Linked DNA regions of Homo sapiens: region 2 is linked to region 1. A link is a loop called in an ENCODE intact Hi-C map of the cell type or tissue named here. Cell type or tissue: PC-3. All regions are shown on one strand.

Region 1 (5,000 bases):
GGGTTCATTTAATTAGAATAATCTCTGGGATTGATCTCCCATCATATTCACAAGTTGCCCACATTGAAGGAGAAGACAGTATACAGGAAGTATGCACTGGGGACAGAAATCCTGAAAGGCCACCTTAGAATTCTTCCTACCATTACTGCTGCAATGACATTGGCAACAACTTATCCCAAACCACTATATATAAGAGTTTGAGCAGGTTGAGCACCCCAAATCTGAAAATCCAAAATCTGAAACACTCCAAATCCAAAACTTTTGAGCACCTATAGGTTACTCAAAGGAAATATTCATTGAGGCATTTTAGATTCTGGATTTCTGAACTTGGGATGCTCAACTGATAAGTATAATGCAAATATTCCAAAATCTGAATAAAACTTGAAAGCTGAAACACTTCTGGTGCCAAGCATTTCAGATAAGGGACACTCAACCTGTATATATACTCTGTATGCATATAGAGTGTGTGTGTGTGTGTATATATATATATATATATATGTATATGTATATATATATATATATGTATATGTATATATATATATATGTATATGTATATATATATGCATATACATACAGAGTATATATATATGCATATACATACAGAGTGTATATATATATACTCATATATATACACACATATAGAAGTTTAAATATATGCTTTTACTATATATAAGATTTCATATATATGTATATATGTGTATGCAGAGTATATATATGTGTGTGTGTATATATATTATATATATATTCTGTACAAATACACACTAACACACATACACTTAGGAACTCACTTTTAAAGATGGACTCCCAAAATATATAAAATCATGCACATAAGATCCTCAACCATCACATAGAATATTTATTATGTATTTATTAAGACTATTCCACCTAGTGGCATATGCATTTAATGCTCTCATTCCACAAAATGAAGTGCAGTGTTGAGATAACCATGATGATGCAGACAGAAACCCACATGTGCCTTTCAGGTAATGACTTTCTCTTGCTTGGAAAACTACAAAGTAAATTTGAAACCATGGGCAACACGGTGGCAGTCACATGGATAAGATTAAAAAAAAAAGAAGAGGAAGAACAGAAACATCAGGAGCCTTTAAGCTGTTTTCTAAATTCAGAATCACCAGAATATTTATGTTGGCAGCATCCCTTAACTCTCAGCAGGAGATTTGACAGAATGTACTCTATACATAACCCGCACAAGCCCCAGATCAAGGGGAGAGTATTTGCATAAACAGAATCCTAGAGACCATGTCATCACTATCTTTCTCTTCCTGCTTCTTCCTTCTCTACCCTACAAGCAGGTTGTATTGAGTTTCCTGGGCTACCTTCCATGAACATCAAGGAATGCAACAGAGATGAATGTTACATCGACACCAGCAGTGCCACCACAAGAGAAACTGTTTGTACACTCTTTTCATTTCTCAGTGCAAGCAAGCATCTAAAGACTTTGCACCTGTTCTAGTTAGCTCTGGCAAATGCAGTCTGTATTTATATTAATAGAATGATGTTTTCATAACAAAATGGACATGTAGGGATTGTGGCATTTACTTTGGATGCTCTCATATGTGTGCAGATTGGGAGAGGGATGACTGTTACATAAAGTCCCATGGCAAGGGAAGAAGACCCACACATCCCACACTGAATCATCAGGGGACAGTTTGAGAACCTTTTGTGGAATGACCAGAAACTCAAGTATTAGAAATTAAATTAGATACTTGATAAAGAGGGAAATAAGCTGGATATAAATGGGCTTTTCATGGGTAGTTTGAAACTATGAACTCTTTCGTGTTCCATCTCCTGTTTCTGTAATTTGTGTCTTATCTCTCCAGAGCAGAGCTGAGAACTGGTGAGATCATTTTTGGCTCCATTCCTGAAAGTTTGTTTTGAGTCACCAGTGTAAATATTGCCCACCCAATCCGTACATTTGCACAAATTAACTGAAACCAGCTACCCAATTCCTTGTTCATATTTGGATCTGTTGATTAACCCTGACAGCTGTAACCTCATTAGTCCAAGCTCTGGCCATAGCTGAGCAGCTGTCAAATTAGGAGGAAGTGGACTCACTGAGGTTGCCTCTATGGACCAGGCATGTTAAAATCAATAGGCGCTCTAAAAGGTTTCAGTTATGATTCTAATTCTAATTTATGTTGTGCTGTGGGCTCTTCACCTAGATCTATAATATGGCCCCGAAATTGGTTGTTTTTGAAGAAAGCAGGGGCTCTCTCACAAAGCGGGAACATAGGTTTTACCTGGAAGACACTGGGTCTGCATAGGTTGGAAATGGGTTTTTAGCATGCATTGTAACACAGACATTTTAATATATTTTAAAATATTAGTTTCTAATGTATTTTTTGGCAAGAGTGATTCTGTTAGTTTTGACAAGAGGCCAACAGTGTCCTGATCAGAGGAATAAGAAAGATCCTGCGGCTGGTACTCACTAGAAAATGGAGATAAGTAGGTAGGAAAGAGTTAGAAAACACTCCTATAGGAATGAGGTTTTCCTAACTAGAACACAAAGTTCTTGGGGTGAATTCTGTTCATTTCTATATGAATCTGTAAGGAGGAATTGGGAAGTGAACATTCACAGTATCTACTAATTAAAACCTGGATGTTCAGGGAAGGAGATCATTTTCCATCTGCCAAAGTGTTGAAAAGGACCCTGGGATAGGGTCAAACGCAATGTGTGAATTTTCTTGGCAGCATTTTCATCATGGGGCGATAGCAGGTTGGAGCAGAAGATGGTCTAAGAAAAATCTGGAGACCTCAGTCCTGGTCCCAGTTCTGCCGCAGTCTACTAGTATGGGTGTTGGAGGAATCCTCAATCTCTCTAGATCTCAGCAGACTCATTTATAAAATGAGGACGTTTCTGAGATGATTGCAATGGTCCTGTCCATCTGCAGTGATTAGAGCCTCTCAGAACAAATACATTATTATAAGAATATGCTCCATCATGGCCCAAGGTGGGTCTACATTCTAATTTTCTAGCTTTAGGGAATTCTCTTCCAGTCTTTTGTAGTGCCCTGTAGCCTATTATGCAGGCAGGTACTGTCCTTTGGCACCCCCTGGTGGCATCTGCAGCTGTTAAACCTGCCTTAATCATGGGGGCCTCACCGGTAAGAAGGCTAACTGTGGGGACTGGTAGGAGCCCAGGTGCTGTTTACAAGGGAAAAAAGCAATCCAGAATCTCATTTTTCCATTTTAGCTTTTAACTCATCGCATCTTAGAGGCTTAGATAAGCATGTTGATTTTAAAAAGCAGCTGTATTAATCAGATGCTAATAAAGCATCTAGCTTTCTTTAGGTTGAAGGATTTTGCGAATGACCAGGACTTCTGTTTCTATTATTGTGAGAAAATAGACCAAGAAAAGAGGAAGTATTTAGGTATTTAGTGGAAACCAAATGCTTCCTGTGCACTTGACTAATTTAAAACTCCCAGAAAATATTGGATAATGTGTACCCTGACATTTCCTAGGTATAGATTAAAGCAATAAAAAAATATTAAAAGGTTACTGAGCTTTTTCCTACCCCTTTCCTTCAATTTAAAAATCATTTACAAAGGAAGCTCTGAAAGTCAGAAGTTAGATTTAAAAAAAAAGGGAGAGAGAGAAAGTAGGTTCTTAATGTTATGGAATGACAGGTAAATATATTTTAACTATTGTGAGTCCTTATAATCCCTCAAATCACGATCATCTACAGGTAAGTTATTAATTAGATTATATTTGCCCTAATTGCATCAGTTCTACTGCTTTTGTTTACAATTATCGTCTTGCTGCGACTTTGGAAGTGTATTGAAACTTTGTAAAAAAAAATTGTCTTTGATTTACTGTAAAAGCATCTACAACATTTTTAATTTAAATGATTTCAAATGCCAAAAGTTTTGACTATGCAAAGAAACTAAGTAAATACAGTATAAAGAAAGAGGAAAAAACCCACAAAACTTTAATTATTCTAAATTACGTTAATTTAGTTTGATATGATTATAACAACTATAACTATTTCCAGGTAGGGCTAAAAGAAAAAAAAAAAGTCATAGGAAAGAGAAAAGTGAATATTCCCTAAAGGAGAAAAACATTTCTTTGCCATGTTTACTTGACTCCTTCTGGCAAAAGGCTGTTAACAGTTGTACCACACGGTTCAACCAGAGCTTGTTTCCAGAAAAAAAATATATATAATTGCATCTCAGAGATTTGGTTTGGAAAATCTGCTTTTGTTTCCAATGCCTTGTCTCTTTTCAACCACGTTTATAAGCATTTTCCAAGGTCTTTACGAGCACTTTGCCTGCCTCTCCACGCTCCTAAATATCACCCTCTCCTCCTTATGGCCAGCCACGTTTTCAGCCTTGGCCAAGGAATAAAACATTGGTTCACCTCAAAGGCTGCCATTAAATTTACCTCATTTATTGACCAGCAGGAGGTGCACCACCCTACTGAGGTCAGCCTTAGCTACAATGCTGCAGAGCCTATTGGCACCCCAGACTGCTACCCTGTTAAATGACTGGCGGGCCCCCTGGGCCAGGTAAATCCTACTGTTGACATATTGGTGGCAATGCCCTTGGAACACCTTTGATCCATTAGTATACTCTCTCCATTCAAGGGTGTATTTTACTGTGTGTTGACTAAAAGCAACCAGGTATAGAGGAGTGAAGGAAACAAAGTGAGCTCCTACTGGAAGAATAAGCCATTTATACTTCTCTGCAGTAGATATCAGGTCTACTAGGACATCAAGTTTAAGGCAAATAAAGCCTTGAGAATTCCACTCTTTGGATAGAACCACCATGGGGCCTCTGCTGCCCTTGAGGTGGTCAGTAGTAAACTGCCTACGAACGTGCAAGCTCACTAAAAGCCATGCTTTCACTGCTGAATGGCCCTTTGGCATGGATTTCTTTGCTTTTCCTCATCATCGCTTTGTCATTCTGTAAAAATGTGAGCTCTGTCAGCACAATGACTATTTAAAACAACCTTGAGTACTTGAATACACTGTTACATAGTA
Region 2 (5,000 bases), 210 kb before region 1:
AAAGAAAACAGGGTAAATATATAAAACACTAAGCAATATTTTTAGAGGGTGTATACATATGTGGCAAAATTGTTACGGGATCCTTGGGGTGTCGTTTCACCAGTCAGAAACCTCTGTGGCCAGTGGTGCCTTTGCCTGAGTTTTGCTCAGGCCCTCCGGGCCCACTTGGCCTGGCAGGTTGCACTTGGCTTACACTATTGGCCTGGATCCCAACCCTGCCAAGGGTGAGCAGAGCAGTGAGTGGTGTGTGAGTGAGAAAACGTGGGGTCTGGCCACTGCACACAGCCAGGCACTCTGGCTGTGATGGGGCAGGTGCTGGCTCTCTGTAAGGCTGCAGCTGGACCAGGCATACCACAAGCAGCTTCCATGGCTGGCACTGGGGAATATAGTTGCTTGAAGATGCCAGAAACCTCAGAACCCCAAAGAGGTGTTACAGCCTTGGCTCAGAGAGCTCCTAAGTCTGGGTTCCCTGAACAGTTGCAGCTCTTCTCTCCTTCTTTCTTCTCTTCTTCTTGTCACCTACAATGTGGCAAGCAAGGGGCATGTTTCAGCCCTGTCTGTGTTACAGCTCTTTTAGCACTGTCATTCAGCAGATCCCAAATTCTTATCCTGCATCCAGGAAGAATGAGGTTTGAGAACAAGTGGAGGGTGAGCAAGGCAAAGAGGAGTTTTATTGAGTGACAGAACAGCTCAGTGGAGACCTGCATTGGGTAGCTCCTCTCCACAGGCAGAGTGTCCCTATTAGTGTCAGCTCTCAGTAGAGAGGAGACCTGGGAGTGAGTAGTTCTCTGCAGGTAGGCCATTCTGTTGGGTGTTCAGCTCTCAGTAGAGAGGAGACCCTGGAGTAGGTAGCTCCTCACTGCCAGTGGCAATCCTGATGTCTGCTCAGCTCTCAGCAGAGAGGAGACTCTGGAGTGGGTAACTGCTCTCCATGGCTGGTCATCATCCCATCCTCTCTCCAAGTCTGGCTGAGTCTAGGGTTTTTATGGGCTTCAGACAGGTGGAAATATGTGCTGATTGGTCCATAGGCAGCCATGGGTGGGCCTAGAAAAAGCACCATAAGTTCTCACTCTAGTCTGTGGGGCTGGCAGCCCAGACTCCAGGTTTCAGGCCTTCCCCAACTTGAAGGTGGGGCTTCACTGGGACCCGTCCCTTTCCACCCAGGAGCCTGTCTGCCTCTTGCCAACATCCATGGTACCCAGGCTGTTGGTGTGGAGGAGGGGTGCCTGCAGGTCAGCACTGAGCCACCCTGTGCCCCCATTTGGCTTCCCTCCTGTGCGTGTCAGTGCCCAAAGCACAGAGGGGGCTGAGGCCACAGGGGGCTGGCATGTCAGTGCTGCCCCAGATGTGCACACACCCAGCTGGGTTGTGATAGTGCCCAGGCTTGGCCTCAACTTTGCTCTGAGATCAGAGCAGGTCCCGGGAGAAGGGAGAAGCCAGCCAATGGGAGCAAGCAGTTCTGTGCTGTGGCTGGGCAGCCCCAGCTGCACCCAGGGAGGGCAAGACTCCCACCCTGCCAACTCAGAAGGGGGGCAGGGCTTCCACCTCTGCTTAGCTCTCACCAGCTCCATGTAGTGCTCAGCCCCAGCTGTGCCTCCTCTGTTGCAGCTGGCATCATGGAAGTTGCTGCTCCAGATGGGCCCCTGCTGCTATCAAAACTACAAAGAAATACAAGAGAATGATAATTTTAAAATTCAGAAGAATATCAATGAATCTTTCAGAGACGTGTATAGGACTTCAAAGTATTAGTAATATTCTACTTCATAAGAAGAGTGGCAAATTTTAACAGGCCCATATGCTTTATATATACTTTTTGAGTGTATAAATTTTTGTAATTGATTTTTTTTAAAAAAAATTCTGAATATTTGTTGGGTTTCACAAAGAATAATAATTTTTTTTTCCAAAAGCAATGGTGATTTTGCTGCTAACTTTAGAGGATGTGAGAATAAGGCTATGTAAATACTCTCAAAAACAGTATACCTGACATTGAAAGTGGAGTCAATCTTATTTTATGTATCTTTGTAATTCCAAAAGATTTGTACTCACCATCTTTTGTAAAAGTTTTACTGGGTACAATGTATTTCTCTACTCTTTAAAAAATCCAATGAAACTATAGATTTTATTGTGTATATAGTATAGAGATTTGAAAGAGGCCACTGCAGTATCCCAATGATGAATATTGTTTGGTTATTTATATAGAGTCTCCAATTAGGTATTGTATCCTGCCCCGGGAGACATGCTAGGATTGTCCCACTCATTGGCTAAGCATTGATTTTGTATTTCTACAGGCATTTCTTATACTGAAATTCTATAACATAAAATGTAAACACTGTTTTGTCGTAGTGAAATGTTTCTACCATTGTTACTCTGATATTTGAACGAAAAGATTTTGTTGTGTGTGGTTTTTTTAAAAACAAGAATAATGTCATGAAGTAATTGTTTTTCACTTACACACAATGGAATGTAAGTACAACTTTATGGTTTAATTAAGCAGATAGAAAGCTGATAGTTTTTGTTCAAGCTTAAACAAGGACTCTGCTCAATACATTAAGCTAGTTTTGCTGTTAACATAGGGAAGCAAAGAAGGAGAATGTGCCTGATGCTCAGGATGTCTGATAAACCAAAACACATCTAGCAAAAATTCTCAGTTTAAGGATTTAAAAATTATTAGTTCATATTGAAGTAGGAACAAACTCTTTACACTGACATCCTGTTACTGTCTGGAAAAACAAAATGCCTTGTGATAAGTAATCAGATACATCATTATACACCTGTTAGAACAAAAAGTACTGTATGCTGACTGTCATAAAGAGTAGGAAGTAGGGACTGGATGCTTCAAGAGATTGGGCAATAATAAAAAGGCATCCTTTCAGCTCAGAGGACAGTAGCTGATTTTATTCCAGACAATGCTGGGAGATGCTGGAACTCATTCCTACCTGATGACTAACAAGGGCCTTATACAGGCCATCAGATGGTATCAGTATCAGTTCAGAATCTGATGGAAAGCTGTCCACACAGTCAAAGTTGGTATGAAGTATCATGATACATTGTAAGCAACTTCAGCTCAGAATATTTTTTTCATCTCCAAAACTAGAAATTAAGCCTGATCTTAATTTGTTGTAGTTGAAAGAATAACATATTATAGATTGTGTCTCTTTTTATTTGGGATTGCCAAAGCTACCAAATAAAAATAAAAGAAGCTCAATTAAATTGTAATTTCAGATAAACTGTGAATATGTTTTTATTATACATGTGTCTCATGTAATATTTAAAATACACTTATCCTTAAAAAAATTGTTCATTTTTATTTTAGCTTCCTGTGTTTTAGGTAACAACTCTTTCCCCACATGCTCCCTAGTCAAGTTCCATGGTTTTGGCAATAGTTTTTCTATAGTGATTTTTAAAAAGCAATTCAGGAGTGATGACCCTGAATTCAGCTTGGACCTGAGACTAATTCTGAACATCCGGAAGAGTTAGATGATGTAGGTTTATTTGTTACAGTTCTTGGACTATTCATGCCAAGAGAAAATAAAGTCTCTAGGTTAGCCAAAATGGGTGGTGAATCTTTGGGTCTTTGCCAGGTGGTGCTTCATTGATTCTTCCTGGCTTGATTTGCATAAGAATAAAGGATTCAGTAAGAATGGTGAAATGCAATAGCCTTTTCAAGATACTTAGATTCTGTTTTGCCCAATTTGACTAAAAGCAGCTGGTCTTTCTGAAACAGTCTTTTTTTCCAAAGAAAGCCAATATGAAGAGGAAAATGGCAAGTGTTTAAACTATAGATTGAACAATCATGTCCTGTTAGAATTTTGTGTCACTTCAAATCACTCCTAACAAATAATATAATTTAAGTAAATGTTATTTAAATTGCCCTTATATCTCAAAAAGGCAATAAACAATACTTGCTACAATCAATCTACCTATAAGTATTGACATGTGTGAAAAGTCTCAAAGGAAAAGAAGAAAATGTGTAATACATTGTGCTGGTCCTTTCCATATACATTATATTAACGTTATAATAGAGTTATAACAATTTGGTAGGAGAGGCATGGTAGAGCTATTCAAATGCATTGAAGATAGTCTGAGGCAGTATAATGGAGTGGAAGGAATGTGGACTTTGTAGTTAGACCATTACACTGCACTTATTTTTGAATTCACTTGGGAGACGGCCTCTTCTTTCATATGATTGTATTTTTCTCTTGCCCTCCTAAGCATGCCTTGAAATATCTCTCTCCACTTACTTCCCCCAGTGTGTGGGACAGAACCCAAGCAGCCCATGGTGTTGCCTTCATAGCGTAAGCTCTCTGCCCACTTTGGGCACTCCCAGAAAATTTTTTAACCTCTACTCCAGGGCACATCAACTCTCCAAATGCCTTCTTGGTGGGCATTTGAAGAGTTGGTGTGCCCTGGAGTAGAGTCTAAGAAACTTTGGCCAACAGAACTCATGGTGGCTACCCTGGCAGGTAGAACTTTGCAGGTTGGCATGAAGGTGGGCCTCCTCAGGCATCTTTACTGCAGAAAAGATGATGCTAACTGGAAATAAACTCAGCAAGCCTACATCATTTATTTTATCCCACATCAAGAACAGTGAATGAAATTAAGGACTGTTTGGAGATCAGAGCCCAAGAAAGAATAGAGTCACACCAGCACCAGCAAGAAGAGGTGGGAGTCTGTCAACCTACAAGTGCCTAGACCTTCAAAAAATTATTTTCTGGGTTTAATTCTAGCTAATAGCCATTTTCTAATGACAACAATTTTGCCTACGGCTGGCTCTCCTCAAATTGGTACTTTCTGAAGTCTGATGAGGCTCATAATTAAGGGTAGCTATAGTGGTTAATTGTATGTGTCAACTTGACTGGGTCACAGAGTGCCAATATTAACCATTTTTGCTGGGTGTGTCTCTGAGGGTGTTTCTAGATAAGACTAGCATTTGAATTGGTGGAATCAGTAGATTACCCTCCTCAGTTTGGGTGGGCATTATCCAATCCACTGAGGGCCTG

What was found. A loop is a pair of places that touch in the nucleus more often than their neighbours do. Peaks named below come from ENCODE experiments on the same cell type or tissue, not always from the same donor. Only the 100,000 strongest peaks of a DNase experiment are listed, where the experiment ranks them.
Region 2: a loop joins it to region 1, with 6 times the contacts of the local background. A loop is called at or near these places in 9 of 110 quality-filtered maps.

The regions. Positions count from the first base shown.
Region 1 is chr6:132,961,239-132,966,238 of GRCh38, reverse strand. No RefSeq gene overlaps it. Among named protein-coding and RNA genes, the nearest start is that of LINC00326, 120 kb to the left of the region's middle. In PC-3, CTCF peaks have their summits at 3,066 (motif pointing left) and 4,423 (motif pointing right); DNase peaks (open chromatin) are centred at 1,878, 3,068 and 4,918; H3K4me3 peaks cover 678 bases; H3K27ac peaks cover 3,081 bases.
Region 2 is chr6:133,168,699-133,173,698 of GRCh38, reverse strand. No RefSeq gene overlaps it. Among named protein-coding and RNA genes, the nearest start is that of EYA4, 70 kb to the left of the region's middle. In PC-3, no CTCF peak of the experiment used is centred here; a DNase peak (open chromatin) is centred at 2,918.